2 separate regions of the Homo sapiens genome follow, and region 1 is linked to region 2. Evidence: read pairs that join two places in POLR2A ChIA-PET (ENCODE). Cell type or tissue: OCI-LY7. All regions are shown on one strand.

Evidence for each region. ChIA-PET counts read pairs that join two places held together with the same protein. Peaks named below come from ENCODE experiments on the same cell type or tissue, not always from the same donor. Only the 100,000 strongest peaks of a DNase experiment are listed, where the experiment ranks them.
Region 1: POLR2A ChIA-PET joins it to region 2 with 5 read pairs; 2 of 35 experiments call an interaction of 5 or more read pairs at or near these places.

The regions. Positions count from the first base shown.
Region 1 is chr7:2,849,036-2,854,035 of GRCh38, forward strand. No RefSeq gene overlaps it. Among named protein-coding and RNA genes, the nearest start is that of GNA12, 7.2 kb to the left of the region's middle. RefSeq lists a silencer at 2,604-2,723. In OCI-LY7, no CTCF peak of the experiment used is centred here; no DNase peak of the experiment used is centred here.
Region 2 is chr7:2,924,506-2,929,505 of GRCh38, forward strand. CARD11 (caspase recruitment domain family member 11) reads right to left here. Exons shown (of 25, transcript NM_032415.7): 13 at 4,093-4,193; 14 at 2,234-2,286. Among named protein-coding and RNA genes, the nearest start is that of CARD11-AS1, 17 kb to the right of the region's middle. In OCI-LY7, no CTCF peak of the experiment used is centred here; a DNase peak (open chromatin) is centred at 2,776.

The DNA of each region.
Region 1 (5,000 bases), 75 kb before region 2:
AAACCTTCATGTGACACGGTAAGCTCACCTGAAATCTCTAGGAAAGGAAGCAGCCACAGGGACTCTCACTCTCCAGTGGGCCAGCAGTGAGGGGATCAGGAACTCAGAGGCCTGGTATAGGGCCCAAGACGCTGGGATTCCCAATAGGAACAGGATCCCCTTAGGTCCCATGCATGCAGTCTCCTTTTGAGGTCCTAGTAGGGCCTTTCTGGCCTGGGGAGAATGTGGGTGATATGGTTTGGCTGTGTCCCCACCCAAATCTCATCTTTAATTGTAGCTCCCATAATTCCCTCATGTTGTGGGAGGGACCCATGAGAGATAATTGAATCATGGGGTGATTTCCCCCATGATTCCCCCAGACTGTTCTTGTGGTAGTGAATAAGTCTCACGAGATCTGATGGTTTTATAAGGGGAGACCCCTTTCACTTGGCTGTCATTCTTCTGTTATCTGCCGCCATGTAAGAAGTGCCTTTCACCTTCCACCATGATTGTGAGGCCTCCCCAGCAACATAGAACTGTGAGTCCATTAAACCTCTTTCTTTTGTAAATTGCCCAGTCTCAGGTATGCCTTTATCAGCAGCGTGAAAACGAACTAGTACAGTCTGAGAGCTCTGTGGGGTGAGAGGACTGGGAGATTTCCCCCATCCCTGAACATGGGAGCTGCCAACAACTTCAGCTCTGAGACCTCTTCCCTTCCTCCTGGTGCTCATCACAGGAGTGGCATCCTGCCTGTTACCTTACCTTTCTCCACTGCATAGGAGACCCTAAAGGCTCCCCCTGAAAGCCAAAGAGCTATGAGTGAGAATAAGAAAATGTCAATAGACTTAAGGGGACCGAGGTGCCAGAGAGAAGAAGAAAAAGTAGGATATCTCACATAATGGTAAATGAATGAATGGAAACTTTATATCGCCATCATTGTCACCACCATCACTATCACCATTGTCACATCACTGTCACCATCACCATCGTGATCATCATAATCATCATCACCACCATCACTATCACCAACACCAGCACCATCATCATCATCACCACCACCATCACTGTCACCATCATCACCACCATCACTATCAGCATCATCACCATCACCATCATCACCACCACCACCATCATCATCACCACCTTCGCTATCACCATCACTATAATTACCACCATCACTATCACTATCACCATCATCACCACCACCACCATCATCACCACCATCACTATCGCCACCACCATAATCACCACCATCACTATCAGCATCATCACCATCACCATCATTGCCACCATCACTATCACCATCACCATCATCGTCACCATCACTGTCACCATCACCATCAGATCATCATAATCATCATCACCACCATCACTATCACCAACACCAACACCATCATCATCATCACCACCATCACTGTCACCATCATCACCACCATCACTATCACCAATACCAACACCATCATCACGACCATCACTATCAGCATCATCACCATCACCATCATCACCACCACCATCACCACCATCACTATCATCATCACTATAATCACCACCATCACTATCACCATCACATCATAACCACCACCACCACCACCATCACTATCACTATCACCCTATCACCACCATCATTATCACCATCACCATCACCATCACCATCATTATCACCATCACCATCATCACCATCACTATCACCATCACCACCACCATCAACATCACCACCATCACTATCACCACCATCACTATCATCACCACCATCACCATCATCATATCACCACCATCACTATCAGCATCACTATCACCATCTTCATCATCACCACCATCACTATCACCATGGTTCCACCTTAGAAGAATTGTCAATGGCATAAAAAGACATTGTATTTGGCTGGGGACAGTGGCTCATGCCTGTAATCCCAGCATTTTGGGAGGCTGAGGCAGGTGAATCACCTGAGGTCAGGAGTTCAAGACCAGCCAGGTCAACATGGTGAAACCTTCTCTCTACTAAAAATACAAAAATTAGCCGGGTGTGGTGGTGCACGCCTGTAATCACTGCTACTCATGAGGCTGAGGCAGGAGAATTGCTTGAACCCAGGAGATGGAGGTTGCAGTGAGCCAAGATCATGCCACTGCACTCCAACCTGGGTGACACAGTGAGAATCTGTCTCAAAAAAAAAAAAAAGAAAAAAAAGAAAAGAAAAAGAAAGAAAAGAAAAGACATTGTACAACAACAGCAAATCATAATTTTAAAAAATTAATGGAAGAGGGAATGGTAAACATTGATAACAAAACAAGAGACCTAGAAGATTAAAAAAAAAAAAAATCTCAAAACCCAGAGAACAAGTATAAAGAGATGGGAATTATAAGAGGAAGGGCAGGACAGTTAGAGGAGAGATCCAGGAGTTCTAATATGTGAACTGTGAGTTCCAAGAGGAAGGGGAAAGAGATGGAGAGGAGGAAATATTTAAAGAAATAATAGATTCCCTTTTCTGACAGTATAGTGAGCAAAACACTCAGATCAACCCTCCTGCAGCAACAATTTAAAATGCTGTACAAACCACACAGAAGGTTTTTTTTTTTGTTTTTTTTTTTAAGTGTTACTGAGCTGAGTAAGAAAGCCTCAGAGGCTAAAATCAAAGTGAAAGCAGAAATTCAGAGTTAAACTGACACACTGTGAGGCCTCTAGCTGCCTCAGGGGCATCTGCAGAACCCTTGTAAATCTGACCTTCTGGCCGGCACAGTGGCTCACACCTGTAATCCCAGCATTTTGGGAGGTTGAGGTGGGTGGATACCTGAGGTCAGAAGTTCGAGACCAGCCTGACCAATATAGTGAAACCCTCTCTAATAAAAATACAAAAATTAGCCAGGTGTGGTGGCACATGCCTGTAATCCCAGCTACTCAGGAGGCTGAGGCAGGAGAATCACTTGAACCTGGGAGGCAGATATTGCAGTGAGCCGAGATCGCACCGCTGCACTCCAGCCTGGGTAGCAAAGTGAGACTCCATCTCAAAAAATAAACAAAAAATAAAAATAAACAAAGACCAGCTATATGCTTATAAGAGACACACCACACTTTGGGAGGATGAGGTGGGCGGATCACAAGGTCACGAGATAGAGACCATCCTGGCCAACATGGTGAAACCCCATCTCTACTAAAAATATTTTTAAAAAATGAGCTGGGCGTGGTGGTGCGTGCCTGTAATCCCAGCTACTCAAGAGGCTGAGGCAGGAGAATAGCCTGAACCAGGGAGTTGGAGGTTGCAGTGAGCCGAGATTGTGCCACTGCACTCCAGCCTGGTGACACAGTGGGACTCTGTCTAAAAAAAATAATAATAATAAAATAAATAAATAAAATAAATAAAAAAAGAGACACACCCATTAAGGACCCAGAAAAGATCAAAGATCAAAGTAAAAGAATGGAGAAAGATTTACCACGCAAGTATTAACCATAATAAGTATAGCATATCAATATTAATAGAAGGCAAAATAGATTTTAAGCCTAAAAGAATTAGAATTACTAGTGATAGAGAGGGTCATATATGCAATAAAAGCAAGGTATAACCATTCTAAACTTGTATGCACCTAATAATATAGCCTCAAATATTTAAGGCCAGGCTGGCTGCAGTGGCTTATGCCTATAATCCTAGCATTTTGGGAGGCCAAGGCAGGAAGATTGCTTGAGTTCAGGAGTTCCAGACCAGCCCAGGTAATATAGTGACACCCTGTCTCTACAAAAATTTAAAAAATTAGCCAAGCATAGTGGTACATGGCTATTTCCCAGTTACTTGGGTGGCTGAAGGGGCATGATCACTTGAACTGGAGAGGCTGAGGCTGCAGTGAGCCATGATTGTGCTGCTGCGCTCCAGTATGGGAGACAGAGCAAGACCCTGTCTGAAAAAAAAAAAAAAAAAATAAAGGCTCAAAACTAAGAGAACATAAAGGAGAAACTGAGGAATCCATCCTCACTGCTGGGTGTGAGTGTGGGTTAAGTATATCTCTTCTAGTAATTAATAGTTCAAACAGCTGAAAAATACAATTGTAGCAGTCTAATATATGAGTAGTCTCCAAATGAACCACTTCTCCAGGTATCCATTCCCTTGTGTAACCCCTCCACTTAAATCTGGATTGGGCTGGAACTTATTTTGACAAATAGAATGTGGCAGACGCAATATTCTACCAGTTCCAAGTCTAAGCCTTAAGAAAGCCTGATAGCTTTGTTTTTGTGTTTCTGGAGCCCTGTGAGTCATGTAGGAAGTCCAGCTACTCTTTTGGAGAGACCCATGGGAGAGGTAAAGGGCCTGAGAGTACGTGGGGAGGAAGAGAGTCCTACTCATCCCAAGGTCCCAGCTGAGCCAAGCCTTCAGTCAATCTGCTAGCAGAATACAGTCGTAGGAAATATTAGCCTGCCTGCCCAGCTGAGTCCAGCCCAGGGTGCAGATTCATGACAAAATAGTGTTTTAAGCCACTAAAATCTGTAGTGGTTAGTTATGCACCAACAGATCACTGAAGCAACAGTGAACAAGTTTGGCCTAATAAATACATTTCGAACTGTGTGTCTTCTATGGTTTGGCTGCATCCCCACCCAAATCTCACCTTGAATTGTAGCTCCCATAATTCCCACATGTTGTGGGAGGGACTTGGTGGGAGGTAATTGAATCATGGGGCGGGTCTTTCCCGTGCTGATAGTGAACAAGTCTCATGAGATCTGATGGTTTATGAAGGGGAGTTCCCTCCACAAGTTCTTCTTGCCTGCCACCATGTAAGACATCCCTTACTCTCTCACCATGATTGTGAGGCCTCCCCAGCCATGTGGAACTGTCAGTCAATTGAACCTCTTTCCTTTATAAATTACCTGGTCTTGGGTATGTCTTTTTTTTTTTTTTTTTCTGAGACAGAGTCTTGCTCTGTCAACCAGGCTGGAGTGCAGTGGCACAATCTCGGCTCGCTGCAACCTCCGCCTCCTGGGTTCAAGCAATTCTCCTGCCTCAGCCTCCTGAGTAGCTGGGATTACAGGTGCACACCACCGTGCC
Region 2 (5,000 bases):
GATGGGTCTCTGAGGTTCCCTGGCACAGATGGCTGAGTCCTGCATTGAATGTCTCCAACACAGATGTTCTCCAGCCTCCAGGAGCTTCCTCTTAGTGGGAAGCTTTATCAGGTATCTGGTTTTTAAGATTTTTTTTTTTTGAGAGAGGGTCTTGTTCTGTTGCCCAGGCTGCAGTGTGATGGTGTAATCATAGCTCACTGCAGCTTCAACCTCCTGGGCTCAAGTGATCCTCCTGCCTCAGCCTCTGGAGTAGCTGGGACTACAGGTGTGCACCACCATGTCTGGATAATTAAAAAAAAATTTTTTTTTATAGAGACGGGGTCTCACTATGCTGTCCAGGCTGGTTTTTAATTTCTGGGCTCAAGCCATCCTCCTCTCTTGGCTTTCCAAGGAGCTGGGACTACAGGCATATGCCACCATGCCTGGCTAATTAATTATTTTTTTGTAGAGACAGGGTCTTGCTATGTCACCCCTCCTGGCCTCCAGTGATCCACCAGCCTTGGCCTCTCAGAACGCTGGTATTACAGGCGTGAGGCACCGCGGCTGGCTTCATTCTGTTCTTGAATTGGGCCCCCACATTTTCATTTTGGGACCCTAAGGCCTCACCATCATCCATCAGCTTCCCGGCCCGCAGGGGCCTGAAGCAGGGCAGGAAGAGGAGGGTCTGGCCCCGATAGGAGCCCCTCCCTATCTTCTCACCCCAGGTGGACCCAGAACACCTGGAGGAAAGACACCCACTGCCCAGAGCTCTGGGTGGCTGGGATGGAGAGAACTACAAATCTGCTCGGGGCTGATAACAAAGGCTTCTCTGCAAATGGAATTTTTCCCGACACTGCAAAATACTTTGGACGGTTGCCCGGGATTCTCTCCCCTTTCCAAAACTCTTTCAATTCTTCTCATTACCCAGCCTCGATTAGGGGCTAACCTCTCTTTAACACTTGGTAGCGCTGATGCTTCCCCATTAAGGAGGACCACTCATCTTTCGTTTCATCGGTTGGCAGCCTTAGCTGGCAAAGGCTGGGGGAGCCCTGGAAGAGAGGGGGCTGGCAGGGCACACCTGGAGGACTCTGAGCCACAGTCTCCCCTGCTGCCAGCTCTGTCGGGGCCAGGGGATGCTGCCACCCTCCCTCGGTGCTGAGACAGGCTTGAAGGTGGTGATCCTGCAAGCCCGCCTTCACCCTCCCTACTTCTCCCCATCCTGCCTTGCCCCTCCAATGTCGACCTGTTCCCCTGGCCTTGCCCTTCCAATGTCGGCCTCTCTCCCCACAGCCTTGCACCTCCAAGGTCGGCCTCTCTCCCTGGCCTTGCCTTCCAATGTCGGCCTCTCTCCCCACAGCCTTGCACCTCCAATGTTGGCCTCTCCCTTCAGACTTGTACCTCCAAGGTCGGCCTCTCTTCCTGGCCTTGCCCTTCCAATGTTGGCCTCTCTCCCCACAGCCTTGTACCTCCAAGGTCGGCCTCTCTCCCTGGCCTTGCCCTTCCAATGCTGGCCTCTCCCCACAGCCTTGCACCTCCAATGTTGGCCTCTCCCCACAGTCTTGCACCTCCAATGTTGGCCTCTCCCCACAGCCTTGCACCTCCAATGTTGGCCTCTCCCCACAGCCTTGCACCTCCAATGTTGGCCTCTCCCCACAGTCTTGCACCTCCAATGTTGGCCTCTCCCCTCAGCCTTGCACCTCCAATTTCGGCCTCTCCCCCTGGCCTTGCCCCTCCAATGTCGGCCTCTCCATCTGCATTCTGTATTCCTTTTGCAGAGGCTGGTTAACAGCTCAACACATGAATTTCGCATGAGAACTCCCTGCTCCCAGCCCACTCTCTGCCCTCCTGTTCTTTCCTGTCTCTGAGGCTCCTGTCTTTATCTATAAAATGAGGGTAACAATAGCATTTCTGAGAGCGGCTGTTGAGATTAAACTGGATCAGGTATGCAGGTCGAGCCCCTCCATGGTGCCTGGCTAGAGTATGTGAGAGCTACGCTTTTTAAAAGCCCAGACCTAGCTCGCACCCTCTGCACAGCAGCCGGATGGGCCCCCATTACCTACAAGACAAAGAACAAGCTCACAGGGCATCTCTCAGCCATGGGCAAGCCCAATGGGGGACAGAGGCTTATCTTTTGTGTTCAAGAGCGACTCTGAGTCCATTCCACATAGTAGGTCTTAAGGACCTGTGACCCTCCACCTGTGACCCTCTGTGACCCGTCCTACCCAGGACCCTCCCGGATCTGAGAGGCACGTACCATCCAGATCTAAGGCGTCAAACCCGCCGCTGTCATTGTCTTCTTCGACTGTGCTGCAAGACACAAGGGAGGTGGGGGAAAGCATGCATGTGAGTGTGTGTGTGTGTGCACACGCAGGCAAGGGAGAGAGAAGCTTCTGGAAGGTTCCAGGCTTCCGAGTGGCCTTGCTTCTGAGAGGGCAGTGTGGGTGGAGGAGGTTGGGACAAGGAAGGGTGGAGTAGGCAGGAGGCTCCCTGGAAGGGTGGGTGGCCTGGAGGTCTTGGAGATTGCCTCCTCCAGCAGGGGAGGAGGAAAGCCAGGGCAGGTGAACAGAGGCCCTGCCGGCCCCACCTGCTGTTCACGTCTCTCTCACTCTTCTCCGACATGGTACAGGACAGAGATCCATCTGCCCTGTGTGATGGGTTTGGGAGCTGAGCGCCCTTCAGCCGGAGTGGACACAGCAAGCTTGCTGTGCTCTGGAGTTCTCAATTGTCTGCATGTGGTTTTTGCAATAGTGCTTCAAGGTGCAGGTGCTTTCATGCAGACGCCACATGTGGCTTCTGAAAGCTGCTTTCAACACCTGCCCCCGGCTGGCCAGAGGGTGCCCCCGCAACACAGCTGCTGGTGGAGGGGCTGGTGTGGGTCTGATTTTTTTTTTTTTTTAATTTTTGAGATGGAGTTTTGCTCCTGTCACCCAGGCTGAAGTGCAATGGTGCGATCTTGGCTCACTGCAACCTCTGCCTCCCGGGTTCAAGCGATTCTCCTGCCTCAGCCTCCCCAGTAGCTAGGATTACAGGTGCATGCCACCATGCCCAGCTATTTTTATTTTTTATTTTTTTAATTTTTAGTAGAGATGGGGTTTTGCCATGTTGGCCAGTCTGGTCTTGAACTCCTGACCTCAGGTGATCCACCCGCCTCAGCCTCCCAAAGTGTTGGGATTACAGGCGTAAGCCACTGTGCCCGGCCTAGTGCAGGTCTTTGCTGCTGATCTCTGGAGCCAGCCAGGGAAGGCCATGCTAAGAGGCCCAAACCCAGGCCCCAGTGGGACCGGGGGTGTGGATCCAGCCTCCAAGGCCACTGCTTGCTCTCTGCCCTTCTGGAAACCGCCCAACAACCTCTGACTTTGTAGGTGACGTGCCAAACCCTGGCAGGCTGGAAACACCCGTTGCCCAGGCATACTTCTACTGTGGTTCTCTTTGTGAGGACACTAATGGTTTTTAGGAAGTAAGGAAGGTGGGAGAGGAGATTGGAGAAGCCATTCATGAGTTTCTTTTTTTTTTTTTTTTGAGATGGAGTCTCGCTCTGTCACCCAGGCTGGAGTGCAGGGGCATGATCTCGGCTCACTGCAACCTCCACCTGCCGGATTCAAGCGATTCTCCTGCCTCAGCCTCCCGAGTAGCTGGGATTACAGGCACATGCCACCACACCCAGCTAATTTTTTGTAATTTTACCAGAGATGGGGTTTCACCATATTGGTCAGGCTGGTCTCGAACTCCTGACCTCAGGTGATCCACCCGCCTCGGCCTCCCAAAGTGCTGGGATTACAGGTGTGAGCCACCATGCCCAGCTGTGAGTTTCTTATTCTTTGGCAGAAAAAGCCAAGCCCTGGGGCTGTGGGGCCCGGGAACCTGATTTCTGGGCAGCATGGAGCCACGGGTCATAGGTTTTGTCCTTGGACAGGCAGCTGGGTGAACCCAGGGAGGCCGCTTCCCTCCTCTGAGCCTCAGCCTCCTCATCTGTACAATGAGCAGTACCCTGCCTTTCAGGGTTGCTTCGAGGACAGCTGGGTCAGCAAGCGTGGACTGGCCCAGAGACGGGGTAAGGAGGCTTGGCATGGTGGCACGGGGCAAAAGCCCAGTCCTCCCTCACCTGCCACCCACCTGCGATGGGGCGCGTCCTCCTTGTAGCGTCTGACGATGGAGTCGTTTCCCGGGGGCTCGGCGGTGATTGACATGATGCTGCTGCGGCTCCGGGGGGGCTGCTTCAGACACAGACACACACACGTTACGGGTGCATAAATATTACACACGCAGGGACTCAATTCAATGCAAAATCGTGCCCGCCTCCTACTCAGGCGGCATGGAGGCAGCGAGCCGGCTATCAGCGGCGACCTTGGCTGGAGGAGGCTTGTGCTGAGCCCGGAGCGGCCGCAGCCGCCGAGCTTGAAGCACATCTGCTCGCACATCTGCTCACAGGGAGGACGCAGGCGGGAGCCGGCCGGCTGGGGGACTGGGGCGCTGCCTCGCCATGGTGCACAGGCTGAGCTCAAGGCCCCCGGGCTGCACCTGCTGTGGGCACCTGCTCTAAACATGGTGAACAGTGTGGGCCTGGGGCGTGGGGAGGGCAGTGGTGCCCCGGACGGCACAGCTGCTGGAGGGCAACCTTTGAAACCAGGCCTGCTGGCTCCTGGCCAGAGCCGCTCTTAATAAGAGCCTGGGATTCTGCCACCCAGGGCAGCCATCAGACAGGAATCATTCATTATCAAATATCTGCCTCCCCCAGGGCCTGATTTTGGAAGCTGAGCTGACAAGCTTCCCAGGGCTTCCCCTTGGGGTTAGAATCTCTAATCTTGGGCCTTCTGCTGCCTGTCAGGGGGTGGGCAGTGCTGGATGCAGTGGCTGGGACCCTGCCCGGCTCTGCCCGGGTAGGGGTTCTGGGCTGGGGATGGGGCCCCAAGCCTCAGCTCTGCGGCGGCTCCAGCTGCTCACAGCTCCCTGCCCTGCCTGCCGCCCGTTCCCCAGGCTGCGGGAGTTGCCAGGGGCTGAGAAGTTGCGGCAGAATTTTCACG